2 separate regions of the Homo sapiens genome follow, and region 2 is linked to region 1. A link is an interaction called in ENCODE POLR2A ChIA-PET data of the cell type or tissue named here. Cell type or tissue: PC-3. All regions are shown on one strand. Each heading gives the region's core, and the rest is flanking DNA. Links, peaks and the distances in the headings are about the cores only.

What was found. Peaks named below come from ENCODE experiments on the same cell type or tissue, not always from the same donor. Only the 100,000 strongest peaks of a DNase experiment are listed, where the experiment ranks them.
Region 2: POLR2A ChIA-PET joins it to region 1 with 17 read pairs; 2 of 35 experiments call an interaction of 5 or more read pairs at or near these places.

The regions. Positions count from the first base shown.
Region 1 is chr1:51,313,153-51,329,573 of GRCh38, reverse strand. It overlaps TTC39A (tetratricopeptide repeat domain 39A), which reads left to right. Exons shown (of 18, transcript NM_001297663.2): 2 at 7,749-7,853. Among named protein-coding and RNA genes, the nearest start is that of TTC39A-AS1, 8.3 kb to the left of the region's middle. RefSeq lists an enhancer at 15,802-16,421. In PC-3, for the core only: no CTCF peak of the experiment used is centred there; no DNase peak of the experiment used is centred there.
Region 2 is chr1:51,062,180-51,078,600 of GRCh38, reverse strand. No RefSeq gene overlaps it. Among named protein-coding and RNA genes, the nearest start is that of MIR6500, 10 kb to the right of the region's middle. RefSeq lists enhancers at 5,926-6,426, 6,427-6,927. In PC-3, for the core only: no CTCF peak of the experiment used is centred there; DNase peaks (open chromatin) are centred at 7,120 and 7,830; H3K4me3 peaks cover 1,442 bases; H3K27ac peaks cover 2,478 bases.

The DNA of each region.
Region 1 (16,421 bases), core at 4,269-12,268:
GAGGTGACGAGGCTGGTGCCAGCTGGCAGCTGGAAGTCTCCACAGGGCTTGCGTGTGTGTGGCTCTATCAGGGCTTGGAAGCTGGGTTGCTGGGGGACACCCTGGCCTGGGAGAGGGTTGCCTGGTGAGTTTCAGCTTCATCATTTTTGTTGTGTGACTTTGGCCAAGTCCTTAACCCTTCCTAGACTTCTGGTCCCTCCTTTGGAAAACACAGAAGTGGGGCTGGCTGTTCCTTTCCTGTTCTGGGCTCAAGTATTTGTAAAGCTGGAGGTTGGGTAGGTTCCTTCTGTGCAGCCCTGACTGAGCACCACCACCCTGCTGGGTCCAGAAAAGTGGTTTCCAGGAGAGAAGGCGGGCATGGAGCAAGGTATCTATCAAAGAAGTCTAGACTCCCTGGCTGAAAACCACATTCATCCCACTTCCTTATATGCTTACATCCCTGCCTAAGTGCCCTCTACAACCCCGGGCACCTCTGGCCCTGCTGCAGGCCTCAGGACAGCAAGCTTGCTCTTCTCACGCTGGTGGGTCTTCCTTATGCAGAACCGTACCTGCCTCTCTGCATGCCTGCCCACTCTTCTTTGAAGCCACCTGTCCATCTGTCCCCAACCCTGGCTAGTGTCATCCTGGTGGGGTCTGAGCAGAGGAGGGCCGCACGCAGCAGGACCATTCTCACCTTCACTACAGAGACACTCACTCAACAGACACTCAGCAAGGCCTGCTCTGGGCCCAGATGGTCATTGGTGAACAAATCAAGCCTTAAATCTCTACCTTTTTAAAAATTATGAAATATTTTAAGCCTTCAGAAAAATATAGCAAATAGTAAAATGAACTCACAAACCCTTGCCACCCAACTTTGTCAGATATTAACATTGTGCCCCATTTATTTTATATTCTTTTTAAGAAATAAACCATAGTAGAGACCCTTGAAAGTCTTGTGGAAACCTCTTCCCTCCTTCCCTCTCCAGAATTACTTGCCATCCTGAATTTAGGTTTTATCATTTCTCTGTTTTTATTCTTTTACTCAGTGTGTGTAAGTCTTAAAAATATGTAGTTTGTTCTTCAAAGTTTTCTGTGAATGGAGTCCTATAGCATGTGTCATGCTGCAGCTCGCGTTTTCACACTCAACTTCAGGTCTCAGATTTAGCCTTGATCCTGTAGCTCTTGTCCCACTTGCCCTGATGTGTGATATACCACCCTATGTAGACACCTCCATTTGTTTATCCTTCTTGATGGATGTCGAAGTGTTCCCAGTGTCTTGCTATTCAGACAGTGAATATTCTTGTATGATGGTGTTTGCACATGTGTTTCACGAGGGTGCCCCCTTAGTAGTGGAATTGCTGGGTTGTTGGATATGTGCACTCGATCTTAAATAAAATAAAATAAAATAAAATAGAGACAGGATCTCACTTTGTTGCCCAGACTGGTCTCAAACTACTGGGTTCAAGCGATCCTCCTTCCTTGGCCTCCTGAAGTGCTGGGATTACAGGAGTAAGCCACTGCGCCTGGCCCACTCAATCTTTTAAAGTTATTTAGTTTCATTATAAAGTCAGTGCTACTTGATCAAGAAATGATGGTAAAGCCGCACGCAGTTGCTCACGCCTATAATCCCAGCACTTTGGGAGGCCCAGGCAGGTGGATGACTTGAGATCAGGAGTTTGAGATCAGCCTGGCCAACATGGTGAAACCCTGTCTCTACTAAAAATACAAAAATTAGCCTGGCATGGTGGTGCACACCTGTAATCCCAGCTACTCGGGAGGCTGAGGCAGGAGAATCTCTTGAACCCGGGAGGCGGAGGTTGCAGTGAACCCAGGTAGTGCCATTGCACTCCAGCCTGGGCGACAGAGAGAGCCTCTCTCAAAAAAAAAAAAAAAAATGGCAATACATAATTTTAGAAAAAAATAATAATTACTCACATTTTCTGAGTACTCTTGTGCTTTCCATAGTCTTAGTCATTCTTCACAAAAACCGTGGGAGGTAAGTACTGTCATTCCCATCTCCTTGATGAGGAAACGGAGGCTCATAGAGGGTATGGAACATTCCCAAGGTTATCCAGCAAGTAATAGCTGCAGCTTGAGTCTAGGGTTGTCTGCTTTCAGAACTCTTGCAGGCCACACTGCATTAGGTCATGCTACATCACTCCGTGACACATTTATGTGCAGCTAAGGGGGACTCTTTGGAAGGAGAGTCACAATCATTTTTGCAATTTAGAAAGATCACTTCTAAAGCAACAGATCCCCATGGGCAGATTATTTTACTCGTTGAGCCAAAGTTCCCCTCAGTGGTGGAGCAGGGATTAAAATCCAGCTCTGACTGCAGTTGGCTTCCTGAGCGACCGCTCCGCCGCCTCACCCACCCCACACCCACCTCATCCTGACTGGGATGGAGGTAGGAGGATTTTCTGTTCTCAGTGGGAACTGAGGGTCTCCCAGCTCTACCCAGATCTGCCCATGAGGCACAGAAGCAGCAGTCCAAGCCAACTCTAGTAGAGAAGTGGGAGGGAAGGGGAGAGTGGGGGCGGCTCCAGGCTACCTGACACCCCCTCCCACCCTCTAGCTCCCTTCTCGTTTGGGCCTCAAGTGTGGGTGGGATCTGAATGAGAGAGCCGCCACCACTGTGCCAGAGCTCCTGGCATTGGTCACCAGCTCTGCTCCATCCAGCCCAGCACCTCTTCTCCGCGTCCCTCTCCTCTGTTCCCCAACACACAGTGGAGAGGCCACCATCACCGCAGGAATAGATGTCACCTGGGCCAGGCAAGGTGTCCTTGGAAAAGAAAGGTCTTGGAGACGCAGGGGCAGCCTGTGGAGAAATGGGGGCCTCAGTCTCAGCCAGGTGAGGGGAAAGGTTTGGCGCTGTTGCTTCCACAGAATGCATTTTTGTCTTCTCCCAGGCTCCTGAGAGGAGCCTGACTGCGTTCCTGTCTTCACTGCCTGTCCCTGCCATATCTATCAAAGACAGATAAGGGTGCCTGCTGGCAGGACTGAGTGAAATAATGCAGTCATCAATTTAAATAAGTTGAAGTGGTAATCTCTTTGTGGCGATGGGTGGTTGGTTGTTAATGCTATTATTAAGTCAAATGGGGCGGATGTCTCCAGCCTTCCTGAGCTCTCTAGCCACCGCAGCCTCACCCCTCCATTTAGCTGGCCTTGCAGAGCCTCTGTCTTCCAAGCCCTTCCAGAACGCTTGTACCTCCTAACTGTGGTGTCATGCCTCCAGCCCTGTGTGTGTGCTGTTTCCCCTTCTTAGACTTCTTTCTCCATCTTGTTCTCAGTTTGATGGCATTTTCCTTGATGCCATCCTCCTTCCATGATGCCATCCTCCTTCCGCCCAGCCTCCTCAGTGCCCCAGGCTGAGTTAGAGGTGTCTTCTGGGCCCCTTTGGCCCCCAGTGATTCCCATGATCACAGCCCTGAGCACTGTAGCGGTCACTGCCCTGTCTGCATCTGTCACCTGTAGGCTGTGAGCTCCTGAAGAGGCAGGCCTAGGTCTGTGTCCACTCTGTGTCCCCAGAGCCCAGTCCCACGCATAGCCTAGAGCACGAGATTCGCGGGTGCTTGTGGGAGGGAAGGAGGGAGGAAATCAGCCCAGGGCTCAGCTCGCCCCCAGTCTGGGGGAGGTTACCGCAGACAGCCTCATCCCAGTTAAGCAGAAGAGGTGCCGGGGCTGCCGAGGGAAGGACTGTGCCTGTCTGCACTGACTGTCCATCCGGCCTGGATCTTTCTCTCCAGGTAGACCAAGTAGACAGGACCTTTTCCTCGGTGGGGGATGGAGGTGGTGAGGGGTGTGTGCAGAAATGGGAGGCAGGCTCTTGGCTCAGAAATTGTTTAGAGGTTGGCATAAACCACAACAATGGGCTTGACTTTCTGGGGCTGAGCTGATGGGTACTGGCTCAGGCAGAAACTTGGGTTAGAATGCATGCTTGGATGTGTGACCTTAGCTTGGATGTGTGACCTTAGCCAAGTTACCCGTCCTCTGTGCCTCAGTTTCCCCATCTGCAATAGGTGTGGGGGGGTAATAATCCCATTTCACAGGGCATTTTGAGAGCAGTCAGAGAGAATGCCAGTTAAACACCCAGGCAGTAGATGCTCACTGCTGCCTCATTGATTCATCCAACAGAGATGAATGGCTTGAACACCAGTCACTAGGCTATGCCCTGGGCAGAGACAGACACCATCCCAGCCTCTGAAGAGAGGGGCAGGGACCACATCAGGTGGGGCCTTTTAGGCCATGGAAAGGAACTTGGCCTTTACCCTAAGAGCAATGGGAAGCCAGGGAAAGATTTTAAGTCCAGAAGTGACATTTGTGGTTTTTTTTTTTTTTTTGAGATGGAATTTTGCTCTTGTTGCCCAAGCTGGAATGTAATGGTGCGATCTCTGCTCACCACAACCTCTGCCTCCCATGTTCAAGCGATTCTCTTGCCTCATCCTCCGTAGTAGTTGGGATTACAGGCATATGCCACCACGCCCAGTTAATATTGTATTTTTAGTAGAGGCGGGGTTTCTCCATGTTGGTCAGGCTGGTCTCGAACTCCTGACCTCAGGTGATCCGCCCGCCTCAGCCTCCAAAAATGCTGGGATTACAGGCATGAGCCACCATGCCCAGACAGATGTGGGTTTTAAAGATGTATCTTTGGCAATTATGGGAGAGACAGGTTAGGGGAAATAATGCTTCCAACATTCTCTCTCAAAGAAACTACCTAGAGGTGGGGATGAGTTACAACAAACATCCTTTAAAGTACATTCCTGGCCAGGTGCAGTGGCTCACGCCTGTGATCCCAGCACTTTGGGAGGCTGAGGCGGGTGGATCACCTGAGGTCAAACACCTGAGGAGTTTGATACCAGCCTAGCCAACATGGTGAAACCTCATCTCTACTGAAAATACAAAAAAATTAGTCGGGCATGGTGGTGGGCACCTGTCATCCCAGCTGCTTGGGAGGCTGAGGCAGGAGAATAGCTTGAACCTGGGAGGAGGAGGTTGCTGTGAGCTGAGATCGCACTACTGGTCTCCAGCCCGGGCAACAGAGAGACACCCTCTCCTCAATAAATAAATAAATAAAATAATTCAGTACATTCCTGAACTCCCACAGAAGTAACAGAAACCCCCTCCAGCCAAGCGTGAAGAGAGAACTGAAGTCAGGCTGGCAAACAAGATGAAGCCACAGCAACCTTAGGCTATTTACACATTTCAGAAATCTAAAGCCAGGAGTTTCAACGGCCACTCAACAGATGGGAAAGAAGGTCTTGGGCCTACACAGTTACAGTTTAAGGAGTTGGAACTTAGCATTCCCCAACTCAACACTTAAATCTGGGACCCTCCAAGGGCTACAGCCTCAGTGAATAGGAAGATTGGCTAGAAAAAAGGTCCGCCCCCACCAGCAAAGTTAGACAGCATTTCTGGTGGGAAAAAAAGACTCCCTAAAAAATGATAAATACTGGTCTGCCATCACACAAACTTTGGGTTTGATGGCACACCACTACCTTTGTGGTCCTGGAAACCATAAACTTAAAAAAGTAACTTAAATGGTCTCAGGGTGGTAGTTCCCCTGGGAACCTGGACAGAGTAAATGAAAAATCCTTCCTGGAGCAATGTATCCTGTCCCACAGTCCCTTTGGATCTGTCAAACATGAATTTGTAATATAATTGCAAAACACACAAGGAAATAAGCCACTGTGAGCAGCAGGCACCAGAAACAAGAAAGAGCAGAATTAGTTTCCCTGAGAGTCTAAAATGCTAGAATTATGAGATATAGAATAGAAATAATTATGTTTAAAATGTATAAAGGAATTGAAGATGGACTTGAGGCAGGGAACATAATACTACCCCAAATAACTAAGATTTGAAAAAGAACCAAGTGGAATTTCACAAAATGAAAAATATAATCATTGAAATGAAAAATTCAGTAGGTAGGATAAGTAGCAGGTCAGACACACCTAATGAAAGAGCTGGTGAAATGAAAGAAATTACTCAGGATCTAACAGAGAGCCCAAGAGATAGTATAGAAGTTAGTTAAGAGACATGAAATATGGAATAAAAAGGTCTAACAGAGAAGAGAGAAGAAGGTGGAAAGAGTGGAATGGAGAGTGTTCCAACAGACCTGGGTAAAGATGGTGCTGGCCTGGACCAGAAGGTATTGGGCATAGAAGGGGTTGATTGAGAGATGTTAGGAAGTAGGCTGTGGCTTATACCTATAATCCCAGCACTTTGGGAGGATGAGGTGGGAGGATCACTTGAGCCCAGGAGTTCAAGACCAGCCTGGGCAACATATGAGACCCTATCTCTGTAAAAATTCTTTATAAAAAAGGAAGTAGAAATGATGGGATTTAGTGGAGTTTAGTGATGGAGGGGATGACAGAGGCCAGAGAAGGGATGTGGCAAAGATGATTATCAGATTTTTGGCTTGGGGAATTGGGTAGAGGAGTGTTGCTTATTGGGTAGAGGAGTGGACAAGCATGGTGTCTCACGCCTGTAATCCCAACACGTTGGGATGCTGAGGCAAGAGGATCACTTGAGCCCAGGAGTTTGTTGAGACCAGCCTGGGCAACATGGCGAGACCCCATATCCACCAAAAAAAAGAAAGGCAAAGACTGGGGGAGAACAGATTGGGAGAATGAACACGAGTTCAGTTTTGAAAAAGACATGTTTCAATTTGCCTGGGAAGATCTACTGATGCATCTCAGAGTGGGAGACTTTAGAGCTGGGCCCTAAGGTATATGTAGGAGTTTACCTGGTGGAGAGGGAATTTCTTTTAACTAACTTCTGGGAAATAGGATTTCCCTTCAGGGAGAGTATCAAGCCTCTTTCTGGAACATTCTTTCACTCAAAGGAGGCCCCTTGAGAAGAGGCATTATCAAAACATCAAATAGGCAGGGCTTCTGGGATCTCTTAGTTTCATCTCTCATTTTTATATGGGAAAGCTGAGACCCAGAAAAGTCAGGGGTTTGCTTTCCTAGCCTTAGACTCTTCATTCATTCATTCATTCATTCATTCATTCATTCATTCATTTACCTAACAGATATTTATTAAAAGCCTACTTTGTACTGGATACTAGTTGCTGGGGATACAGCAGTTAAAGATTCTTGCTTCCTGGAAGCTTATAGTTTAGTGGAGGGAGACAGACAATAAACACAAAAATAAGTAAAATATATCACGTCAGAGGGTGGTAAAAGCTATAGAGAAACGTAAGGACTGGAAAGGGCTCAGGTATTCTGGAGGAGCCATTGGCAAAGTGAATTTGAAAGGCCCTGGGCCTCTCGTTTGGGGCTGCTGACCCATAGTGTGACAGCCCATTGTGACAACGTCAGGGATTCTAGAGTCCAGGCCTGGGGGAGGGAGGAGGCCTTGGAGAAGGAGGAGGGAAAAAGGGGCTGTGGGATTTAGTGGCTGGGCTGCACCCCCTGGGGGGGCAGCAGAGCCCAATGGGCCAGAAGGGCCACAAAGACTCCCTTTACCCTTGTGGAGGGTAAGATCATTGATTCCTGAGGCCTCTTTGCACCTTGCCCTTGGCCCCTCCCCCACCTCCAACAGATCTCTGATGACATTCCCTTCTGCTCCCCCTCCCACCCTTGGGAACACCAAGAGGTGGGTCCAAATTGTCCCTGCGTCCCAGTACAGAGTGGCAGCCTGGAGGAGCTCGTGACAGGCACCCAAGGCTGGCCAGGGAGGCTGAGTAGACCCTGTGAGGCTCTGTTCCAGCCAGGAGAGGCTGGAGGGTTGGAGGGCCCCTGTGTCATGCCCCGCATCTCTTCCCCCAGGACTCCTGAGAGCAGCCTCCATGAGGCCCTGGACCAGTGCATGACCGCCCTGGACCTCTTCCTCACCAACCAGTTCTCAGAAGCACTCAGCTACCTCAAGCCCAGGTGAGGCTCAAGCCCCGGTTGGGGTAGGGGGTGTGCATGACGGTCAGGGAGAACCAGAGGTCTTGTATGAGAGGAACCCTGTGTAACTAAATGCCTTTGGCTTTCTGGGTCACCAGGACCTCTGAGAAGTCCCATAAAAATGGCTCAAGCTCCATTCCACGGCCTGTGTGCAGCCAGGCCCTCTCCAAGGTCACTGTGACTTGCTTCTTCTTAGGCTCTTGAGGGTTCTTCACACTTTGTTACTTGTTCCCGCAGAATCCACTTGGAGTTTCATCCTCACCAGCTCTCACATGACTCCTTTGTTTATTTTTCCCCAAAGCACTAAAGACTTAGGTTGCCTGCTTTCCTGGGTGTTTTAGGGCAATCAAGAGGGCTGCTCACTTGACCATTTCCTTGAGTACTCACTGCCATGTTTCTGTAAATACAAATCAATAATGGGCGTATACTCCTTTTTCTTTACTTATCACTTTTTCTCAGTTTTAAAAATTGAGATGTAATTCAGATACCGTAAAACTCACCCTTTCTTATCACTTTAAAACATTTATTGGGCTGGGCGTGGTGGCTCACGCTTGTAATCCCAGCACTTTGGGAGGCCAAGGCGGGTGGATCACTTGAGGTCAGAAGTTCAAGACCAGCCTGGCCAACATGGTGAAACCCCATCTCTACCAAAAATATAAAAAATTAGCTGGGTGTGGTGGTGTGTGCCTGTAATCCCAGCTACTCAGGAGGCTGAGGAAGGGGAATCACTTGAACCCTGGAGGTGGAGGTTGCAGTGAGCCAAGATCGTGCCACTGCACTCCAGCTTGGGTGACAGAGCAAGACTCTGTCTCAAAAAAAAAAAAAAAAAAACCAGAAAACATCTACTGATAGATGAGAATTTAGCTTTCTTACACCCCTGCCCCACCTCCCTTCCCTCATCTTTCTCGTCATTATATCACAATATTGGGGTAAATCAATAATCAGTGTTTAACTAGGCGTGGTGGCTCATGACTATAATCCCAGCACTTTGGGAGGTCGAGGCAGGTAGATCGCTTGAGCCCAGGAGTCTGAGACCAGCCTGGACATGGTGAAACTCCATATCTACAAAAAAAAATACAAAAAATTAGCTGGGTGTGGTGGTGTGCGCCTATAGTCTCAGCTATAGTATATAGTAGCTATAGTCTCAGCTACTTGGGAGGCTGAAGTGGGAGGATTATCTGAGCCCAGGAGGTTGAAGCTGCAGTGAGCTGTGATCTTGTGCACCACTGCACTCCAGCATGGGGCAACAGAGCAAAACCCTGTCTCAAAAAAAAAAAAAAAAAAAAGAAAAAGAAAAAGAAAAAAAGAAAAGAAAAGAAAGAAAGAATCAGTATTTACCTTACTATACCTTTGTGATTAATGCTTATTGCAAAGAAAATCATGTGCGAGACTATTTCCTTCTAGAGTTAATAATTTTATTGCTTTTCCCATTGGCCTAATTTGCTAAACATTTATCCGTAAGTCTTTATAACCACTCCATCAGATCATCCTATCGTTGAGTTTTTCCCAAAATGCTGAAACCTATCAAGTAAGCACTCAGTACCCCCCTCATTTTCCTGGAAACCTATCCTTGGGAGGACAGACATGTCTTCTGGCTCCTCCTGGCTGTTTCCTGGAGCTCCTTTGCTTTTCTCCTGTTTCTTTGATTCCAGGTCTTGTCTCTTGTGTCCCCCTCATTTGCCAGGGAATGTCCTATAGAAATTTCCTAAGAAAGTCTGGGCGCAGTGGCTCATGCCTGTAATCCCAGCACTTTGGGAGGCTGAGGTGGGTGGATCATTTGAGGTCAGGAGTTCAAGACCAGCCGGCCAACGTGGTGAAACCTCGTCGCTACTAAAAATACAAAAATTAGCCGGGCATGGTGGCGAGTGCCTGTAATGCCAGCTACTCAGGAGGCTGAGGTGGGAGGATCGCTTGAACCCAGGAGGTGGAGGTTGCAGTGAGCAGAGATTGCTCCATTGCACTCTAGCCTAGGTGACAGAGTGAGACTCTGTCTGGAAAAAAAAAAAAAAGAAAAAGAAAAAAAAGAAATTTTATAAGAAAGACTTGCATAAATATATTTTTTTCCCTAAGAATTTTGAATACCTTGCTTCAGTGTTCTAGCATTTACTGTAGCTGTGAGAACCCTAATTCTTCTTACTCCTTCTCCAGAAAGGTTTAGGATTGGCTCTTGTATTTCTGAAAATCTGGAATTTTACCATGATGTGTGGCAATGAAGTCTTTTTTATCCTGGATTGTTATGCGGGTTCTCAGTTCTGGGAAGTGCTCTTGTACGATGGTTCCGTCTTGTTTCCCTTTCCTGGGCTTTCTTTAACTCACCTTTTGGACCTCCTAGGTCAGTCCTCTTCTGAGCCTCTTCCCTCTCCCTCTCCTTTTTCCCATTGCTTTATCTTTTTATTCCATCTGATTTTTGGAAGATTTCCTCACCCTTCTCATTAATTCCTTCTGTTGACTTCTTTATCTCTGTAACCATATGATTAATTTCCTGGTATTCTTTATTCTCTGAATGTTCTTTTTTCCCTATAACATCTTCTTCTTGGTTTATGGTGCACCAACTTCTTTATATCTATATTTGGAATATGAGGCCCTTAGGACAGTGCCTGGCATGTATTAAGTATCTAATAAAGTATTTATTGTTATTATTGTCACAATATTATTTCTCTTTAAAATGTTTCATTCTTTTCCTGCATAACTAGGCTTTCTCCATGTTCCTGGAGTCTGTTTAATGGGGAATCCTCTTCTCATGGGGTGCTTTCTTCAAAAACCCAACCATCCCTGGCTGTCTGTCTAGTCCTGTTTAAGAATGAGTTCATGCGAAGGCCAGCTGGGAGGTCTGTGCCAAGCTGCCTTGTAGTTGGTGGGGTTGGCTTTGGATGACCTAGAGAGCTGGCCCCCAGATGTCAGCACCCGGGATGGCTTAACTTCTCCAGAGAGGAGTCGTCCATTTCTCAGCCTGGACAGAGAGCCCTGGCGGCCTGAATTGGGAGACTAGGGGCTGGGGTCTAATCATCTCTGCCACCTACTCTCCGTAGTCCCCTTCTTTTCAGCTCCAGCTTGTCCCCTGCACCCAAGCTCCAAGGAAAAGTGAATGCTGAGGCCAGGGGACTGGTTTCCACAAGTCCCCAGGCCTGACCTCTTCAATTTCTGTAGACATCATGGACCCATCTTTCTCCCGTCTAGGGTCAGTGGCCCAGCTTCTGGGGTGGGGTGGGTGTTCCAGGGCGTGTGGCAGTCTCCACACCATACTCCCACTGTCTGAGGGGACCTGGCTTGAGGGGGTCAGGCTGGGTGGGTCAGGGCCTGCAGCAAGAGCATGACCATGGCCTGAGGCAGGCCCAGCCGCAGCCTGCTCTGTCTTGGAATGTCCAGGTTCCCCTCTCAGTTTTCTTGGAAGGCTCTCCAGCTCCTGCTTCTCCCCTAGTCATTTCCTGTCACTCACTCGAGCCTGGACCCCAGACCATAGCCACCCTCCTGCACTGGAATCCAGCTGCCCAGGACACAGCTGCTCAGCCGGTCCCACACCCCAAGCACAGACACATCAGGCACCTTTCTCCTCACCCACTGAAGCCCCGATAAGGCCATGCCTCAGCCTACTCTAAACTGTCCTGCAGACTTGGGGCCAACAGAAGGGAGTCGAAACACAGGAGAAAATATTAAAACCAAAGGCTGTGGCTGTGCCTGGGTCCTCGAGCTGTCCCTGCCACATGGTCCCTGAAAGGGCTTTTCCCTCTGTGGCCCCCTCACCTCAGGAGGGCATTCTAACAGGAGTCCTGTAGCACTCAGGATCGCCAAAGGAAACCCTCGTCCTAACAGAGACACCCCAGGAATCCAGTCTTCCCATGGGGCCACCTGTTATCTCACGTGGGAAGTAGTGCAGCTTCTGTTTCTTAGCCCCTGCCTTATTCCAGAAAAGGATCCTTTCCTTCTTTTTTCTTTTTGTTTGTTTGTTTGTTTTTGAGACAGAGTGTTGCTCTGTCGCTCAGGCTGGAGTGCAATGGTGTGATCTCGGCTCACTGCAACCTCCACCTCCTGGGTTCAAGCGATTCTCCTGCCTCAGCCTCCTGAGTAGCTGGGATTGCAGGTGCGCGCCACCAGGCCTGGCTAATTTTTTATATTTTTAGTAGAGACAGGGTTTCACGATTTTGGCCAGGCTGGCCTCCAACTCCTGACCTCAGGCGATCCACCCGCCTTGGCCTCCCACAGTGCTGGGATTACAGGCGTGAGCCAGCGCACCAGGCCCTTTCTTTCTTTTTAACAGTTTTCCTCCAAATAGTAATGTCAGTAGCACACCACCCCCAGACCACCTGTGACAACCCAAAATGTCTGCAGAAATTGCCACATGTCCTCACATTGGGAGTGGGGATACCCTGGCACTTCCATTGAGAACCACGGGTCTAGAGAAAACAATTCTTGCTGGAAAACAGCCTCCCTTCCTCACTGATGGCCACCAAAGCTTCAGAAGATGTTGGGCCCAGTGTCATTCGCTGTTCTTCGCTGCACACATTGTCTCGTTTAATTGTCCTGGTCCCATGCAGTGGGGGATGGTGCTCCTCTTTCTCTCTGCATGGGGCATCTGGGCTTTCCTAGCTCCCTTCCCCGCCTTGCCTCTGCTTTCCATAAGTCATGCCTTTGAGTAGCATTGTCTCTGCTTCTAGCATATTTCACTTAGCACTGAGTCTGACCTGACGCACTGTCTCTGGGACATGGAGGCTACTGCTTTTGGCTTTCTTGAATTACATGATCGTGGTTAATAAATGGCAGAGTGGGATTTGGATCCAGGTCCTCCAGCTGCACAAACCACACACTGACTGCTGTGTGTGTGGTTTGCCCTCCCCCTTGGGTTGGCGTCATTTACCTTGGGCAGGGCCTCACATCTGCCTCCCCCAAACCATGAGGAGTGAAGGAGGTGGAAAGGGTGCACTGGGGGCATGTGTGGGGGTGCAGCAAGTTCAGGGTATGCCCTTGAGTGTTCTGTAGTTTTCTGAGGGAAGAGGCAAGGTCACCTGCCAAGAGCGAGGGGCCAGGTGGTGTTGCAGGGATAATAAGGAGAGGGGAAAAGGTGTTTCTGGGCAGGATGCCAGGCCTGGCCGAGGCTGAGGCCCCAGTCCAGCCTGTGTCTGTCTGTGTAGGGGGCAGCTTTCTCCAGCATTGCTCAGTGGCAGTGTGGAGAAAGTGGGCAGTTGCATGGCTCCTGAGCTGGGCTCCTAGCTAGGTTCAGCAGAAGGTTGGCAGGCTTGGCATTGAGTATGTTGAAAGAGAGAGACTGGTATGAGGACACTAGGCTAAGCAGTCAGGAAGAGGGGACAGGCTGGAGGAGGGAGGATGGGCAGCGGGAGTGATGAGCCAGTATGGGCAGGTCAGGAGGCTTATAGCTGGGAAGGCGGCGGCATCCTTTAAGACTCCAGAAGCAGAGCCATTCTGTGTGATGAAGACAAGGTCACGCTATGACTCAAAGGATGGAGGTGGTTGGGCACCTGTCACTGGTTCATTCAGCAACAGCCTTTGAGCGCCCTCCTGGGCCCGGCAGTGTGCTGGGTGCTGGGGCTCCATTACTGAGCAAGACGTGGGCTGTTCTCAGGGTCCAGCAGGGAAATGGTGAAACAAGCAATAAGGGGTGCCGAGAACGACCCAGGGACCCCATTTCCTGTGGGAAAGGGGCTGGTCAGGAGGGCTGCCTCATTCCCTGGGGCTCATTGCCAAATAGAAATTCAGGGTCATTTGTTCAAATATTATTAAAATTTAAAAACAGTGACAGCAGAGAATTAAACCAAACATGGGCCCTTTTTAGGCACAGGCCCTGTGCAACAGCATAGACCACACACCCGTGAAGCTGCCCTGGAAGGCTTACTGGAAAAAGTGACATTTACACTGAGATGGACTGGATGAGAAGGAGTCAGCCAGATGGAGGGCGTTTCTAGGCAGAGGGAACAGCCTGTGCAAAGGCTCAGTAGTGAATGAGGGTCTAGAGTATCTGAGAGATGGAGACACTCACCTTGGCTGGAGTGGGAGGAGCTGAGGCAGGTCCCAGAAGGAAGAAGGCAGGGTGATGGACAGCGGACTGGGGATGGGGAGTCCATAGAAGCAACTTGGGCTGGAGAGGAAGACAATGAAGTGGGGTCTGAAAGGACCAGAAAGTGGAGTAGGGGGAGCTTCAGTGAGCACGAAGAGGAAGAGACTTGGAGAGGCCAAGGGGCTGCCTCTGCCTTCCAGTGCCCTCCCTATCCTGACAGCCGGTCTGGGCCCAAGAAGGTGGGACCCCAGTAGACATGTCCCAGAGTGAGAGGACAGCTCAGGAATGAGGGGACTAGCGGCCTAGATGATATATATGCAAATACAAACTTGGGTACAAGCTAAACTTGGAGTGCCTGAGGTTTGAGGGTTGTCATACCTCTGTACTTCATTTCCCAGTTCAGACTAGAGTTGGGGGCTTCCAGGAGGTAGGCTGGGGAGGGGCTAGTATTCTTAGCCACAGGTGCCTGTTGGGGCCTTGGGCCTCAGACTAGAAATTCCACATTTCTGCCAGCTGCCCGGGTGGGGCTGTCCCTCTTTCTGGGCCCAGCACCAGACAAGTTTCCACAGGTGGGGCTGGGCAGGTGGTGCTGAGTCCCGGGCCTCAGACCTGCAGTGGGAGAGGAAGAGAGAGACAAGGACTTGAGAGATGGAGAGGCCTGGGGGCTGGGGGTGTTATCTGGGGGATGGGTCTGTGTGCTGCCAGGGAAGCCCCTCCTCGAGGAGAAGGACTTTATGCAGGGAAGTGACGCAGGACACGGAGGGACTCATATTTACCGAGCTTTGGTGCAGTGGCCCCTGGCCTGGGTATTCTATTTAAGCCATGCAAAAACCCATTGGGGAGAAGAGTTAAGGTTTTCCTTCCGCAGGGAAAAACTTGAGGCTCAGAGAGGCTATGAGACATGAGACATGCCAGGTCACACAGCTGGTAGCTGGCAAAGCTGACTCCAACCTGTGTCTGAGGGACTCTGAAACCTGGTTCTGGCCCCCACTCTGGGCAGCCTGCTCCTCTCTACAAGCCACTGCCTGCAGATTAAGCAGTCCTAGCAAAGGCCTGGGAGCATCCAGAGAGTGCCCCTGGCTGGCGAGTGGTAGAGCAGCCTTGGTTTCCTTCCTTTGACCCTCAAGGATCACAGGAGTGTCACCCAGAAGTAACTTAACTTATGAGTGTTTTATGAACAGGAAAAGCAGGAAAAGGGGTAAAGTCACATGATTTCACAACCAAACAGCCTGTAAACCTTAGTCATCTCTCTTTCCTCTGAAGTTCCCAGCATAAACCTGGCACTGAGGAGATTCATAAATAATTCACGAGGAGACCTGGGGAAGGGAGTAAAGGCGCTCTCAGTCAGTCCCACAGTCTCGCAGGGACCCGGGCAGGCTGGCATTATCGTCCCCATTTTGCAGAAGCAGAAATCTAGGCCCAGACATGTTAAGTGACTCCCTCCACATACAGAGAGGACCTGGCATTGTTCCCGTCCCTCCCTGCCTGTTGCCTTCTCCATGTGATGGACTAAATGCCACCCCCTGCCCCCAACACACCCTTCAGCTGAGGAGCCTGGGTCGGTGAAGGAGCAGGGAGCCCAGAGGCTCCTGAGGCCACCTTGGCTCAGCCCTGACATCGGTGCTGAGGACAGAGATGAGTCACACACAAGCTCTGTCCTCGAGGTGCCCACAGTATGGGGAGAGCTGAGCCTATGCTGATGTCAGTTCAGCGTGGCCCGTGCCTCAGTTACAGATGGAGTCCCTGAGGAGGAGGCCTGGATTCCCAGTGGTCTGGGAGGCATTTGAGGCCTTGACAGATATGTCAGGAGATGTAGAGGAAGAGCATTTCTTTCTTTTTTAAAAAAATTATTATTACTTTTTAGAGACAGTGTCTCACTATGTTTCTCAGGCTGGTCTCAAACTCCTGGGCTCAAACAATCCTCCAGCCTTGCCCTCCCAGAGTGCTGGGATTACAGGCCTGTGCCACCACACCTGGCCGAAGAAGGGCATTGCAATCTGAGGGAACAGGCTGGGCAAAGGCCTGGAGGAGGGAAATGTGGGATTTTCTCATGGAAGGTTTGTGTGGTTCAGTGTGGCTGGGGGTGCAATCTTGAATGTGACCAGATGGGGGTGGGTGAGGAGCAGAAACATCAAGAGGGCTGGAGAGGTGGGCAGAGCCGGCGTCTCATGGAGCTTTAGCCCCGGCAGGATCTCCTAGGATGTGGGAGCCATGGGAAGGTGTAACCACTGGGCACCATGATCAGATGAGGGGAGGGAGTGGGAAGAGGCAGCAGGTGACTAGTGAGGAGGTCCAGGGAAGTGAGGTTGAGGGCGGCCCAGGGGTGGGGTTTGGGCTAAACAGGATCTCACAGACAGGACTTGGGCTCAGCCTGCAGGAGGTGGGGGCAGAAGGCAAGAGGGTGGCACTGGGTGCAGGGAAGGGCAGCCTCTGGCCGACATGCACTAAACCCTTTCTCAGTGCTCATGGCAGCTATGCTGCTGCCACCCCTACCGAGCTGATGAGGAACTGAGGCTCAAATCTGGTAGATCACTTAGGGCCAC
Region 2 (16,421 bases), core at 3,458-11,457, 250 kb after region 1:
GGCCGGGCGCGGTGGCTCACGCCTGTAATCCCAGCACTTTGGGAGGCCGAGCCAGGTGGATCATGAGGTCAGGAGATCCAGGCCATCCTGACTAACACAGTGAAACCCCGTCTCTACTAAAAAACACACACAAAAAAATAGCCAAGCATGATGGCGGGCGCCTGTAGTCGCAGCTACTCGCGAGGCTGAGGCAGGAGAATGGCGTGAACCCGGGAGGCGGAGCTTGCAGTGACCGAGTTTGTGCCACTGCCCTCCAGCCTGGGCGACAGAGCGAGACTCGGTCTCACAAAAAAAGAAAAGAAAAGAAAAGAAAGATTTCTGTGAGAAAGTTAAATGAGACAATTTATGCAAAACTAGCAAAAACATCGTATTATATAAATATATAACATTTCAGGCCAGGCATGGTTGCTCACGCCTGTAATCTCAGTGCTCTGGGAGGCTGAGGTGAGAGAATCACTTGAGCCCAGGAGTTTGAGACCAGCCTGGGCAACATAGCGAGACCCTTTCTCTACAGAAATAATAATAATAAAAAAACTTACCTAAGCATGGTAGTGTGCGCCTGGTAGTCCTAGCTACTCGGGAGGCTGAGGCAGAATTGCTTGAGCCCAGGAGTTTGATGCTGCAGTGAGGTATGATCACACCACTGCACCCCAGCCTAGGTTACAGAGTCTCTAAAAAAAAAAAAAAAAAGTACACACACACACACACGCAGGGTAAGTAGGATGAAGTCTAATCTAACACATATTAGACTTCATCCTACTTACCCTGAAAAAATAATCCATTTAATCATACTTACATGGTTAAAGAGGAAATTGTTAGTACCCTTGTGGTGGGAACTACATTAATGTTGTGAAAGAGAAATAATTATAAATATTCCACAATTAATTTCAAGTGTTTTCAACAAAGAAATAATCTGTTGCTAGAAAGAGGACTTGTTAAAACCTCACTATGCGATTCCCTTTCACTCTGCTTACATAAACTGTTATTTCAAGGAGCCCCTGTTAAGTACAATACGTCACACATATAACTGATAGAAGTTTTGAGAAGAGGGGAAAAGTACTTGGATCCTTAATTTCTTGTTCAAGATATGTTTAAAAGTCACAGGTGTCCATATTCCTTTTGACAGTTCTTTTATGTTAGAAATAGGGAAATAATGTCTTCAGAAGCTTTTCTCTAGTAACCTAGGATATATTTCAATGCAATGACATTAGCCTAAATAATGAAAATTGAAGAACCGGTTAACCGTCAAAAGTATAATCTATGAAATTCTTGGACAACTATACAGCCTATAGACTGCTTTTTCAAATCTCAGAAATAACATTTAAAAATACTAATAATGTGTACTCATACAGAGGAAAAGCATTGTGATCTCAAGTTTACCTACAGTTATTGTGACAGTTTGATCATCTATGGTGCACGTCTTTCTTTTATTTAAAGTACTTGAAGCAGCAGGCTTATGAAAGTTCAATTTTAATGATGAGTAATCCATCTCACTAAGGAATATATAAAATTAACTATTAGTTTTCCTATTTGTCTTGTTTATCTGGCATAAGACTTCCTGGCCTTCAAGTTTTAAATCCATGAGAAGAAAATTATACTTTACATTTGTGAAAAATGTTCCTGTGTTTTCCCCTGATGCTACTATTCTGTAGTTAAAATATACACACACATATATATGTATTTATTTATTTACAATAAGACAATTTTTTTGGTTTTAAATACATTTGAAGTTGTTAGGAGACTGTCATGAATTTTTAAATAAATGTAATGGTTCTTTTTTGTGTTTTTCCCTGATGCTACTATTCTGCAGTTTAAAAATATATATATACGTATATTTACAATAAGACAGTTTTTTAAGTTTTTAATAATATATTCAACTTGTTAAGAGACTGCCATGAATTTCTAAATAAATCTAATAGCTTTTTGATACATTTGCATTATTTGAATGTGATTTAATAACTCAAATGTGACATTGACTAATACTTTGAATATTCTTGTTGTATTACAATCAAATCTATATTTTCTGTAACTTGACTCTTTTGAATTTTGGTTGTTTTTTGTCAACAGAAGTTAGGAAGACTAGGGACTTTGACTTCCTTTTTTGGGTGAATTTTGGTTGGTAAATGATATTTCTGTAAACACTTGCCAAGTGTCTCTACCATTTATTAAACCATGTAAAGACCATAAACCTCCATGACATGCTTTAAATAAAACATTGCGGGACTTTTGTCCCTATATTTTCCTATTTAACACATAGAATAGTTTTGAAGGCAGTTGTTTAAACAGGTCATATGATTTTCATGTTCTGAAACTCTAATTATCTTTGAGTTAAGAAATGTTAACAATCTACTAGAGACATAATATCTATTTTTTGTTTTTAGTTTGAAGTGATTGTTTTTGTCATTCCGAAGAGAGTTAGTTAAATTTAATACTAAGATGCTTACTAAACCTTTTTTTATTTCCAGGAGCATTTCTCAATGCATTTACCAACCATGTGTCAGATCGTACTGTTAATATTTATTAAAGTATGTTGGATTAGGTATTCTTTTCAACTGTTTTCTCTTTTTTTTGGTTAATTTAAAATTTTCTTTTAATACATAATTTGATATCTCTATGTTTCTTCAAGTTTATAATTCCCAGCAATATCACTTTTTCTGTTAAGGTAGAATTAAGTGTTTTTTTCTTGTTGATTTTTTATAGATATTTTTATCTTGCTGACATTTTCTTCTGTTTGCTTTATAAAATGATTTTTAAATGTTTCCAAATAAAAGGTTTTTTTGCCAGTTCTTACCTTTATTTTGTGTTCAAACTCTTAGTTTGAATATCCATAAAATCATTTTCCTCCCATAAATTAAATTCTTTGAAGTATAGCCTGCTCTGAATTTTAAAATGGTAGCTGTCCAAAATAAGTAGTTTAGTTTAGCACTCACATTGATTCTCTTTTATTTGATCTGAAAAGCATAATAAAATACAACCATAATATAACAAAACAGGTGTTTTAAGTCACGTTATTTAATACTAAATCATTAATATTTGTGATTATAATTATTTTGTAAAACTCTAAGAAATGATTTAAAAAATAACATTGGAAAAAATCTGCTGAATAATACAGTAATAAAATTGACTATGAAATGAAGCTGCCTTATGAAAATTTGATTCTATTAGCTTAATTTGGGAAAGTAATCAAAACCATATCATCTATTAAATGAAAGTGACGATAGTATTTACCTTACTATGGATTGTGAGGATTAAGTAAGACAATGCACACAAAGTGCTCAGTATAGTACCCAGTACTCTAAAAACTTAATAAATGCTAACTATGATCACTCTCCCCCTATTTTCCATGCTGTCCTCCACCCTCCCCCACCTCAGTCCCAAACTGCTTTGCCTCTGAAATTTCAACTTTTATATTCCATTCTTTGATGATAATACGCTTCTCTCTGATCATTATTTCAGTTTTTACTACCTTAATTCCACTATAATTTTAGTGCATTGAGATTCCCATACACTTGACTTTTCCCTTCCCACACCCCCAATTTATAACCACTCTTTGGCTTTACTTCCAGCCCTACCTCTTTCCCTACGCAGCACAAAACCCCATGGTCCACAAATTTAATAGCAGTCCCTTGGGTTTTGTTAATCCTAATGGTGTATCTATCAGTCATCGGATCTGAAGCCAGAAAAACCCTGGGTTCAAATTATGGTTCTATTATTTACCAGCTGTGACAACTGAGCAAGATGTTTAGCCTCTCTTGGTATATGTACAATGATGATTGTTAGAGTTAAATGCAATAATGTATACAGAGCATTTACCACAGGGGCTGGCATATATTAGACCTTCAAGCTAATGTTCTTTTTTAAACTACACAAACAACTGATGATTACACATTCTTAGTAAAACATTCACACAACACAAAAATACACGCAGTTAAAAGGTAAGTATTCCTTCATCTTGATCTCCCCTCTCGAAACTACACACACACACACACACACACACACACACACTCACACTTCTCTCTCCACAGATAACCACTGTTAACAGTCTGATCTGTATTCTTCTGGACTAAATTCTACTTATTCATTGACCCTATGCTTAGGTACCATCTCTTAGGTACCATCTCCTCCTGAAGTTTTCTCTGATTCTCATAGACAGGATCAGTTAACTCCTCCTATTTGCTTCTTACCTTTGTCAGAGTACCATAATGTATTTATGTTTAATTTTTGCTTTATATTGAGCCTGAATTGTGAATACCCTGAGAGTGAGGGCTTTTTTTTTTTTTCTTTTGAGACAGGGTTTCACCATGTTTCCCAGCCTGGTCTCCTGATCTCAAACAATCTGCCTGCCTTATCCCAAAGTGCTGGGATTACAGGCAGGAAACACTATGACTGGCTGTGACTGGCAGGGGACTTTCTTTTTAATCTTTGTATTCCTTGGTTTGTTGAAGTGTTTCATACATTTTTGTTGAAGGATAAATTACACTGTCTTCATTCTCTTCATGGTCTAGTGAGGATGCATAAATAATTCTAGGGGGAAAAAGCAGGGTGTTAAGGAATCAGGTTAGAAACATATTCCAGGTAAAGTAATAGTTAAGAATCCTAACGGGTGTGAATAGAAGTAGACTGCAGAAAACAGGAATGTGTGCCACAAATAGAGTGGCACCACAATCAAATATTAATGTATGCCAAAAAATTTAAAAAGAAGTGCCTATTATATACACATTATATTAACACATTTAAATAATTTTTTAGTATTTTTATGGGCCAGAGACTTAACATCATTCTATGAGATGGGTAATTATTATCTCCAGTTTACACAGAAACAAAGTGAATGAATACGGACATAATCAATACCCTGCCCACATCCTCTTGCCCACCATTAAGGCCACCTGCAGCTTCAATGGGAGTTCCCATGCATCTCATGCCAATGGCTTCAAATCTCAACTACTTATCTTTCTGGCAGCAAGAGCATGCTGCTCAAGGGAAGGCTGCCAAGGGAAGTACCAGAGAATTACATTCCCAGGAGTAACCCTCAACCACTGAGAGAAGGGAATTGGTATATCTCAGTTTTCTTGCCCCTCAGTGGAATAATTCTGAGTTCTGTTTTATATAGTCTTTCAGAGGGTCTCCAGTAGAATTGAGTTCCAGTTGCCCTCAGTAGAAACCTTATTTTTTGACACAATTTTTATTGGCTTTCCTCTCTTACCAGTCTCACTTCCTTACCATGCTTCCCAAATAAAGTTCTCTGTATCCTAATTCTTGTCTTAGGGCCATAGTTGTGCAGGAGCCCAATTTAAGACAAATAAATTGCTTAAAGAGATACACAGCGAATAAATAGCTTAGATTCATGTGTCCACACAGCCTACACTCCATTATATTTATACTACCTTTTAACTTGTTTTGAACATTCTTTTTCCAATTCATTAGGCATGTTACATTGGCTGGCAATTATATTCATATGTTGCATAAACTCAGAGGGTGGGACTATAGAAATTCAAAAGTGAAATACTAACTTTGAACACACATCACTTTTGACAGTGAATAAGATGGATCCCATTTTGAAAAACATTTGATGGATTATACTAACAGAAAATATATTCAGGCTGAATTGGTTGCTTTTATCATGTTCTGTGCTTATGTTTCATATGTTAAGTTTCAGCAAATCTTAATTTTGGAATAAGTTAGCCTTGATATTACTTTTTACCCCTAGTACATTTCATTACCATTACCCTGCAAAAATGAGGTCATCCCTAAAGGACAGGCTCCTGACTTCTACCTTAATTAGCATGTGGTGGGAAATAAGTTTCTTTCCAGAAAGTGTTCAGATATAAGGAAGTGGGGAATGAGGATTATGTCATTATTCCAAAGACCATTTTGGAAGGGTGAGAATAAGGCAACTTTTCTTAGTTTTAGACTTAACACTTTCTCCTTTTAAAAAGATTTGAGCCTTTCCCTTACAATCAGTACAAGGGATCCTTTATTGCAAGCCGCAGGCGTCAACTAGAGCACAGACTCTTCAAGTGACTCTAGATCAGAGAGAGGAATGCCATTGACTCCAAATCCCCAAAGCCCAGTGGATGCCAAGGAATGGGAGCAAGAGAAAACGAGTGAAAATTGGTGCCATGTTGCTAACTCAGACCTGCAAATAGGAGACTCCACGTAGGCCACCAACCCCCATAGGAGCAAAAAGAGCGGGGGCCATTTTTCCCCCTAGTACGTTCGAAGCTTGCTAGGTGGCAGTAATGGAGAGTGAGGACTGAGGACGAGTGAGGAGTGGGAAGACCAACCAGGCCAACTCATGAGCCTAGAGGTGACGGGCGTGCCCAGAGCTTTCGCAACTGGGCGGTGCCTCTGCTACTGGCTGGAAGCCAGAGCCTCGCGCCCGAAGCCAGGCCAGGCCTGGAAGCCAGAGTCTCTGGAAAGCCGGGACTTGAAGGCAGGAAGCCTGGGGCTCGGGGGTCAGAAGCTGTCGCCTCTTTTGGAATGGTTAGCTGAAGTTGGCGCCAGGCTTTAGTTGGATGTAACTTGACGGAAGGGGACCAAGCCCTCCACTGTGCTCCCAGCGGTCTCCTTCAAGTCAATTGCCACAGTCCCAGATCCAGACTCAGGTTTTTTTGAGGTAACCTGTTTCCGCAGCTCGCCAAACCCGGTGGTGTGTCAAGTCTTCGTCTTGGAGAATTTCGCCTTTGCCCTTCCTTCTAGGCAGTGGCTACAGTGAAGAGCTTTAGGCTGAGTTTCCCCAGGACACACTGTAGTTGAGTCACTTACTATTAGCATTTAATTCAGCAGCATGTAGTAGATTTATATGTGCATCCAAGTCGTGAAACAAAGGTCAGTTTGACTTTGCATATTAACTTTGGCATAGTAATTTAATTTTTTTCAACCAACATGTGGTACTAAGAGTCTTTGTGCCAAATCCCAAGGAAATGAAACATAGTTCTTGGTCTCAGGGAGCACCCAAATTAGGTAAGAATGCTCAATTCAAGCACAGGAATACTTCTTCATAGGTGTTAAATTCAATGAGCATTTATTAAGCATCCATGAGTATTAAGCTCTGTGCTAGTTATTGGACATAGGAAGTTGAATCATTCTTCGTCCTAGTGCTCTGAGCTCACAGTCTTGGTGGGGGAAAGGGAAAGAGCAGAAAACGATTACCTTTAAAGGTACAAGACAAACACTGATAAATGCCACTACCCAGATTTAAACAATTGAAAGTACGGGAGACAGAGAACTGAGTTATATGTGTAGAGGGAATTGGAAAGGCTTTGTAGAGGAGGTAACATGAGTGAGCTGGCCGTGGAAGGAGAGGTTATGTTTATAAGTAGAGTTCTGGCTTAAGTACTTTCTAACAGACCTTACTTGAGGGCTTTGCTCCATTTTTATCTTTTATTTTCTCTGGCTGTCTAGTCTACTTTGCCATCCACCAACCCAGCCCTTTATCTGTTTTCTTGGAACTAGCCTAGGCTAAGTTATCACATTTACAAAGGATAATTACCTTTTATTTAAAAAACTTATTTCTGCAGGGACAGTATTTGTGAAGAAAGAATTTTCATTTTTTAGAATTTGTTTTAGCCAAGTCAACAAAGCAAGGTTCCTGTAGCCCATCTGTTAGAACACAAAAATAGCCTCACTGTGTAGAAACAGATGTTTAAAATGGTATTCATTAAAATGGATTCCACCTGTAATAGAAAACAGACAGTGTATGCAAAAGGAATGTTGTAAGCTGGCAGTACTCGCTATCACTTTCCATTCTGTTAGGAATGTATATTTCTGGGTAAAATCTTCCTAATAGGAATATGCTTCTGGTTTTAGTGTCTAGTGATAGGGTTATTAGTCATATTGAAACACAATTACCCTAGACTCCTTAGGAGGATAAAAGTCATGGGAAAAAATACCTCTAGAGTGAGTGTCTTCTTACCAATGAACAAAGTTATCTTTGATAGAAAAGTCATGACTACCCTATATTAGTGACAGAAATTAACATTTACCAATTACCTTCTGTGTCAGGTGCTTTGTTGTTCACTTTTAGAAGAATCCCATAATGGAGATATTATCCTTATTCTACAGGTGAGGAATTTGAGAATGTGCAATAAATTAAATAACTTGCCCAAAGTCACAGCTAGATTAGAATCCAAGACTCACATTCCTAAGCCAAAGTGCTCTTTCCACTATTTTGTTGCCAAATGCCAGGAGTTTGGCCTAGGTCTTATTGCTCTCCATATAGAAAGCCAATCACTGAGAAAAGGAATATTGCCCAGGAAGGAAAGCTTTATTGCAGATGACATCAACCTAATAATTAAATCTGTCTCTCCTTAACTGGCTAAAATTATGGGCTTATATAACAGGGAAGGAAAACAGGAGGGACAAGGAAGAGGAGTTGGTCAACAAGGAGCAGGTGCCTCTCATTGTTCAGGTGTGGTGATCTGGAAAGCCTCAGCTCCCTGCTACCATCTGGGAGGCCTGATGGTGGTTTCCTGAGAAAGAAACTCAGATAAGACAAATGTAAATTTCTCAAGCTTAGTTTTATGGGAAAATTGGGCTGGTTTTAATTTCACATTGATTTTGCAACAGTGGAGGCACAAAGAGTCACCTACACTTTCAAGTGGAGTATTTGGGATGCAAATCCAGGTCTATCTGATTCCAAAGCTCAAACCTGTGTCCCTCTTCTATATATTTTTGGTCTTTGCCTCTAGTTCATTTAGCCCCATTTATGTCATAGAGGAAAAGCAGACACCATCTAGTGGAACAGACAGAGTTCTAAATTATAATTAGCAAGCCCAGGCTAGCATTTATAACTGTAAGCAGCTCAGAAAAACATTATGCAAACTGGTGAAAATACATGAGCCATTTTTAACGGATATCAAGGGGAGATTACTTCTTATTACTTCTTAAATCGTAGTCTTTCATTCATTGATCCAACAAATAATTGTTGATTTCTTACTTTGTGTGAGGCATAGGAGTAATCAGACAAAAGTTCCTTCTTCATGGAGTTTGCATCCTGATTGGTGATGCAGGCAATAAGATAAATATAAATAATTTATTTATTTTTCCTTGCAAAAAAAGATAAATATAAATCAGAAAAATATCTTGCACATTAGTTGGTAAGTGTTGAATAGAAAAATAATAGGGGCTGGGTGCGGTGGCTTACACCTGTAATCCCAGCACTTTGGGAGGCTGAGGCTGGCGGATAATGAGGTCGGGAGATCGAGACCATCCTGGCCAATATGGTGAAACCCCGTCTCTACTAAAAATACAAAAATTAGCTGGGTGTGGTGGCGTGTGCCTGTAGTCCCAGCTACTTGGGAGGCTGAGGCAGGAGAATCACTTGAACCCGGGAGGCAGAGTTTGCAGTGGGCTGAGATCATGCCACAGCACTCTAGCCTAGCGACACAGCGAGACTCCATCTAAAAAAAAAAAAAAAGAAACAAAGAGAAAGAAAGTAGGGACCAGGCATGGGGGCTCATGCCTGTAATCCCAGCACTTTGGGAGGCCGAGGTGGGTGGATCACTTGAGGTCAGGAGTTTGAAACCAGCCTGGCCAACATGGAGAAACCCTGTCTTTACTAAAAATACAAAAAATTAGCCAGGCATTACGCGCCTGTAATCTCAGCTACTCGGAAGGCTGAGGCAGGAGAATCGCTTGAACCCAGGAGGCGGAGGTTGCAATGAGGTGAGATTGTGCCACCGCACTCCAGCCTGGGCAACAGAGTGAAATTCCATCTCAAAAGAAAAAAAAGAAAGAAAGAAAAAGAAAAAAAGAAAGAAAAGAAAGTAGGGAATGGGGGTAGGCAGGCTATGGTGGGGACTGTTGCAATCTTCCCTGTGGCCAGGGAGGACAGTGTCTAAGGAGCCAAGCAGAGATTTGTAGGAAATGTATTCCAATGGATGAAATATCAAGCGCAGACTTGACATAGGTGTGGCAGGAACCGAATATGGGAGGCATAGATATTAAGGTAAGGTTGGAATGATAATGAAAGGAGATTCAGATCATGAAGGGTCTTGTGGGTTGTCATAAGGACTTTGACTTTTACTCTGAGTGAGATGGAAACTATTGAAGAATACTGAAATAATGAGTGACCTCATCTGCCTTCTATTTTAACACGATCAGTTTGGCTGCTGTGTTGGGAATACAACGGTGGAAGAAGCATAGACACCAATTAGGAGGGTATTGCAGTGAGTAATCCAAGTGAAGGATCCCCAACAAGACCTTGGAGAAAGGGATAAAGCTGAGGTCAGGGTAATTATTCCCCTGGATTTCTTCTTACAAGATCACCTGGTTGTATCTCTTGACAAAAGGCTATTCCTCTCAAGATAGCTAAATTTACAAAATTATTCCTTTTCAAATTATAACCTCCCTTTCCTTGTCTCTTTGGGCCTAGGGGTGGTGGCATCTTGGCTACTACAGGTATTGAGCTTGGCATGATTGAACTATCCCTAGAGGCTTGCCTACACCTGTATCTTGTAGGTAGCTCCCATAATTCCCACATGTTGTGGGAGGGACCCCGGTGGGAGATGACTGAATTTTGGGGGTGGGTCTTTCCTGCACTGCTCTTGTGATAGTGAATGAGTCTCACTAGATCTGATGGTTTTAAAAATGGGAATTTTCCTGCACAAGCTCTCTTTGCCTGCTGCCATCCACATGAGACGGGACTTGCCTCTCCTTGCCTTCCACCATGATTGTGAGGCTCCCCCAGCCACGTGGGACTGTAAGTCCAATTAAACCTCTTTATTTTGTAAATTGATCAGTCTTGGGTATGTCTTTATCAGCAGTATGAAAACTGACTAATACAGTAAATTGGTACCGAGAGAGGGGTATGGCTGAAAAGATACCTGAAAATGTGGAAGCGACTTTGGAACTGGGTAACTGGCAGAGATTGGAACAGTTTGGAGGGCTCAGAAGAAGACAGGAAAATGTGGGAAAGTTTGGAGCTTTTTGAATGGCTTTGCCCCAAATGCGGATAGTGATATGGACAATAAGGTCCAGGCTGAGGTGGTCTCAGATAGAGATGAGGAACTTGTTGGGAACTGGAGCAAAGGTGACTCTTGTTATGTTTTAGCAAAGAGACTGGTGGCATTTTGCCCATGTCCTAGAGACTTGTGGAACTTTGAACTTGAGAGAGATGATTTAGGTATCTGGTGGAAGAAATTTCTAAGCAGCAAAGCATTCAAAAGGTGACTTGGGTGCTGTTAAAAACATTCAGTTTTAAAAGGGAAACAGCATAAATGTCTGAAAAATTTGCAGCCTGACACTGTCATAGAAAAGAAAATCCCATTTTCTGAGGAGAAATTTAAGCCAGCTACAGAAATTTGCATAAGTAGTGAGGAGACAAATGTTAATCCCCAAAACAATGGGGAAAATGTATGCAGGGCATGTCAGAGGTCTTCATGGCAGCCCCTCCCATGGTAGGCCTGGGCGCTTAGAAGGAAAAAGTGGTTTCGTGGACCAGGCCCAGGGTCCCCGAGCTGTGTGCACCCTAGGGACTTGGTGCCCTGTGTCCCAGCCACTCCAGCTATGGCTGAAAGTGGCCAATGTAGGGCTTGGGTTGTGGCTTCAAATGGTGCAAGTCCCAAGCCTTGGCAGCTTCCACATGGTGTTGAGCCTGCAGGTACACAGAAGTCAAGAATTGAAGTTTGGCAACCTCCACCTAGATTTCAGCAGCTGTATGGAAACGCCTGGATGCCCAGGCAGAAGTTTGCTGCAGGGGTGGGGCTCTCATGGAGATCTTCTGCTAGGGCAGTGTGATAGGAAGCTGTGGGGTCAGAGCCCCCACACAAAGTCCCTACTGGGGTACTGCCTAGTGGAGCTGTGAGAAGAGGGCCACCATCCTCTAGACCCCAGAATGGTAGATCCACTGATTGCTTGCACCATGTGCCTGGAAAAGCTGCAGACACTCAATGCCAGCCCATGAAAGCTGGGCTGGGTGAGGCTGTACCCTGCAAAGCCACAGGGGCGGAGCTGCCCAAAACCATGGGAACCCACCTCTTGCATCAGCTTGACCTGGATGTGAGACTTGGAGTCAAAGGAGATCATTTTAGAGCCTTAAGATTTGACTGCCCCGCTGGATTTCAGACTTGCATGGGCCCTGTAGCCCCTTTGTTTTGTCCAATTTCTCCCATTTGGAATGGCTGTATTTACCCAATGCCTCTACTCCCATTGTATCTAGGAAGTAACTACCTTGCTTTTGATTTTGCAGGCTCATAGGCAGAAGAAACTTGCCTTGTCTCACATGAGACTTTGGACTGTGGACTTTTGAATTAATGCTGAAATGAGTTGAGACTTTGGGGGACTGTTGGAAAGGCATGATTGGTTTTGAAATGTGAAGATATGAGATTTGGGAGGGGCCAGGGGCAGAAGGATATGGTTTGGCTCTGTGTCCCCACCCAAATTTCATTTTGTAGCTCCCATAATTCCCATGCGTGTGGGAGGGACCCAGTGGGGTATGATTGAATTATGGGGGTGGGTCTTTCCTGCGCTGTTCTTTTGATGATGAATGAGTCTCACTAGACCTGATAGTTTTAAAAGTGGGAATTTCCCTCCACAAGCTCTGTTTGCCTGCTGCCATCCACATAAGACAGGACTTGATCCTCCTTGCTTTCCACCACGATTGTGAGGCTTCCCCAGCCATGTGGAACTGTAAGTCCAATTAAACCTCTTTATTTTGTAAATTGACCAGTCTCAGGTATGTCTTTATCAGCAGCATGAAAACAGATTAATACACTAGGATTAAATCAAAAGGACACAGACCCAAACTTGAAGTGGTTCCCACTCCAGATATGAGATAAATTTAGCCTCAATAAGGATCATAATCACAATAGAGTGAAACTCATCAAATCCATGAGTTCATAATGATAGAAAAATTGCTCACAATTAGAAAATAATAGGAAACAAATGTGTTACCTTGAAAACCAATAAAGGGAAAGATCAAAAATTTATCCTGCCTTTCCCAAGCTGGGCACAGTGGCTCATGAATGTAGTCCCAGCACTTTGGGAGGCCAAGGCAGCTGGATCACCTGAGGTCAGGAGTTCAAGACCAGCCTGGCCAACATGGTGAAACCACGTCACTATTAAAAATACAAAAATTAGCTGGGTGTGATGGCACGCACCTATAATCCTAGCAACTCAGGAGGCTGAGGCAGGAGAATCACTTGAACCTGGGAGGTGGAGGTTGCAGTGAGCTGAGACTATGCCACTACACTCCAGCCTGGGCGACAGAGCGAGACTCCATCACACACACACAAAAATTATCCTGCCTTTACTACATGAACTATACCATTGGATAACCAAATAATAGGTGAAGAGAAGCATCACTTTATTGAAGTATTTCAACTAACGAAATAGAAGTGTTAGCATTAGAAGGCTGGGTGCAGTGGCTCACGCCTGTAATCTCAGCACTTTGGGAGGCCAAGGTGAGTGGATCAGTTGAGATCAGGAGTTCGAGATCAGCCTGACCAACCTGGTGAAACCCTGTCTCTACTAAAAATACAAAAACATTAGCTGGATGTGGTGGCACAGGCCTGTAGTCTCAGCTACTCGGGAGGCTGAGGCAGGAGAACTGCTTGAACCTGGGAGGCAGAGGTTGCAATGAACCAAGATCACACCACTGCATCTCAGCCTGGGTGACAGAGTGAGACTCTGTCTCAAAAAAAAGAAAAAAAGAAAGAAAAAGAAATGTTAGAATTAGGATACCACCACTTTGAAAGTCCCAGTAAATTAATGGCTATAAGTATTCAACAGCAATAATTGTTCACATCACAACCAGACATGATGTGCCTCTTAATGAAAGACCACAGCACTATATTGTTTGGCCAAAGTGAATGACCCTGAGTCTGCTCAAACCTCTGGGTTTAGCTGTCAACTTGCAAGAAATAGAGGATTCAGAGAAACACAATGAATTGCATGCTCCTCTGACATAGTTTTAAGGGTGTCATTTTCTAATAATTCATTAAGCTACACATTTATATGTTACTCTTTATCTGTGTTTTATTTTACAGTAAAAAACAATAAACAAAATTTCCCACCATGCTTGGTAGGATTGCCTTTTCCTCCTTGGAAAGTCTCTCAGTTTTTGTTCTATGTGTGTGTGTGTATGTGTGTGTGTGTGTGTGTCTCTGTGTCCATGTATCTAACTATATACAGTTGACCCTTGAACACTATGGGGATTAGGGACACTGACCCCATGCAGTTGAAATCCACATATAACTTTTTTTTTTAAGAGACGGGGTCTTGCTCTGTCGCTGAGGAAACTGGAGTGCAGTGCATGATCACGGCTCACTGCAGCCTTGACCTCCCAGGCTCAAGTGATCCTCCTACGTCAGCCTCCCGAGTAGCTGGGATCACAGACGTATACCACCACACCTGGCTAATTTTTGTATTTTTTGTACAGATAGGGTCCAGCCATGTTGCCCAGGCTGGTCTTGAACTTCTGGACTCAAGCAATCTGCCCACCCCAGCCTCCCAAAGTGCTGGGATAATAGGCATGAGCCACTGTGCCTGGCCACATATAAGTTTTGACACTCTAAAAACTTAACCAGTAGTAGCTTTTGACCTGATTTGACACTCTAAAAACCACTAATAGCTTTTGACCTGAACCCTTATCGATGACATAGTCAATTAACACATATTTTGTGTTACATGTATTATATACTGTATAGTAATTAAGCAAGCTAGAGAAAAGAAAATGTTATTAAGAAAATAATAAGGAAGATAAAAAGTATTCACTATTCATTAGGTGGAAGTGTATCGTTAGAAAGGTCTCTATCCTACTCACATTGGGTATGCTAAAGAGGTGGGGTTGGTCTTGTTGCAGGGATGGCAGAGGTGGAAGAAGATCTGTGTATAAGTGGATCTGCACAGCTCAAACCCATGTTGTTCAAGGCTTACATGCACACACACACACACACACATATATATACACACATGTATGTATGTATGTATGAATATTAGGCTGCTTATGGTGGTAATAACATTTGGGACAAACAAGAATGTGACTGAAGAACTTGAAATCTGGGGAATGAGATGTCCATATGGAGGCTTTGAAAAGCTTTGACATTTACCTGGAAATTCTGAAGGCTACTCACATACATAGGACTGTGGACATGCCTGAGCTATGGGCATGGTCAGAAAAGACTTGAGAAGGCCCTAAGCTCTTACCTCTGACTGACCTTGAGTCTGCACAAGGAGGAATTTACAGCTAAAGCAGAGATGTGAACTACCTGCCTGAGTGTTAAAGGTTTGCCACAATGTGCCCACAGGAACTCTTAGCAAAGCCTGGGAGACTTATGGAGACTTATTTGTTCTAGACATTTGAGGAAATTTCTGCAATTCTTAGCTGATGACTAAGCAAACTGAGCAGATACTTCAGTGACCACACTTGAAAAAGGATAGAGACTTTATAGAATTAGTCCAGGAAAGTTACTAAGAAACAGCAACAACAACAAACAAAACAAATAAACAACCAGCAATATTAATAAACCCTGGGATGGGAGAGAGTCTGATTTCCATAGTTGTTACATTATATTATGTAAAATGACTATTTTCAACAGGAAATTATGAGACTCAAAGTAGGGCCCATATATTGGGAAAAAAAAAGCAGTTAATAGAAACTGTCCCTCAGAAAGCCTTGATGCTAAACTTACAAGGCCAAGTTGTTAAATCAGCGATATTAAATGTTTGAAGAACTAAAGGAAACTATGTATAAAGAACCAAAGGAAAGTATGAAAATGATATAAAACTTAAGAGAGAATATCAATAAAGAGATAGACATTTAAATAATTTCTTTTTAAATAAAACAACCAAATAGAAATTCTAGAGTCAAAAAGTACTGAAACAAAAAAATTCACTAGAGGGTTTCAAGAGCATATTTGAAAAAGAATCAGTGAACCTGAAGATAAACCAATTGAGAAAATCTGGTCTGAGAAAGAGAAAGAAAAAAAGATTAACAAAGATGAAGAGAACCTTGCAGATCTATAGGATACCATCAAGCATGCCAATCTATGCATAATGGTAGTCTCGGAAGAGAGAAAAAGGAGCAAAAAATATGCTTGACAAAATAATGGCCAAAAACTGCCAGCGTTTGATGAAAAACATTAATCTATACATCAAAGAAACTCAACAGACTCCAAGTATAGTTGACCCTTGAACAACATGGGTTTGAGCTGTTCAGGTCCACTTATATGGAACTTTTACTCACCTCTGCCATCCCTGAGATGGCAAGACCAACCCCTCTTTTTCCTTCTCCTCTTTAGCCTACTCAATGTGAAAACAGAGGGGATGAATTCCTTTCTGATTACCCACTTAATGAATAGTAAATATATTTTCCTTATTATTTTCTTTTCTCTGGCTGGCTTAATGGTAAAAATACAGTATATGATACTTATAACATTAAAAAAAGTGTTAATCAGCTGTTTATGTTGTCAGTAACATTC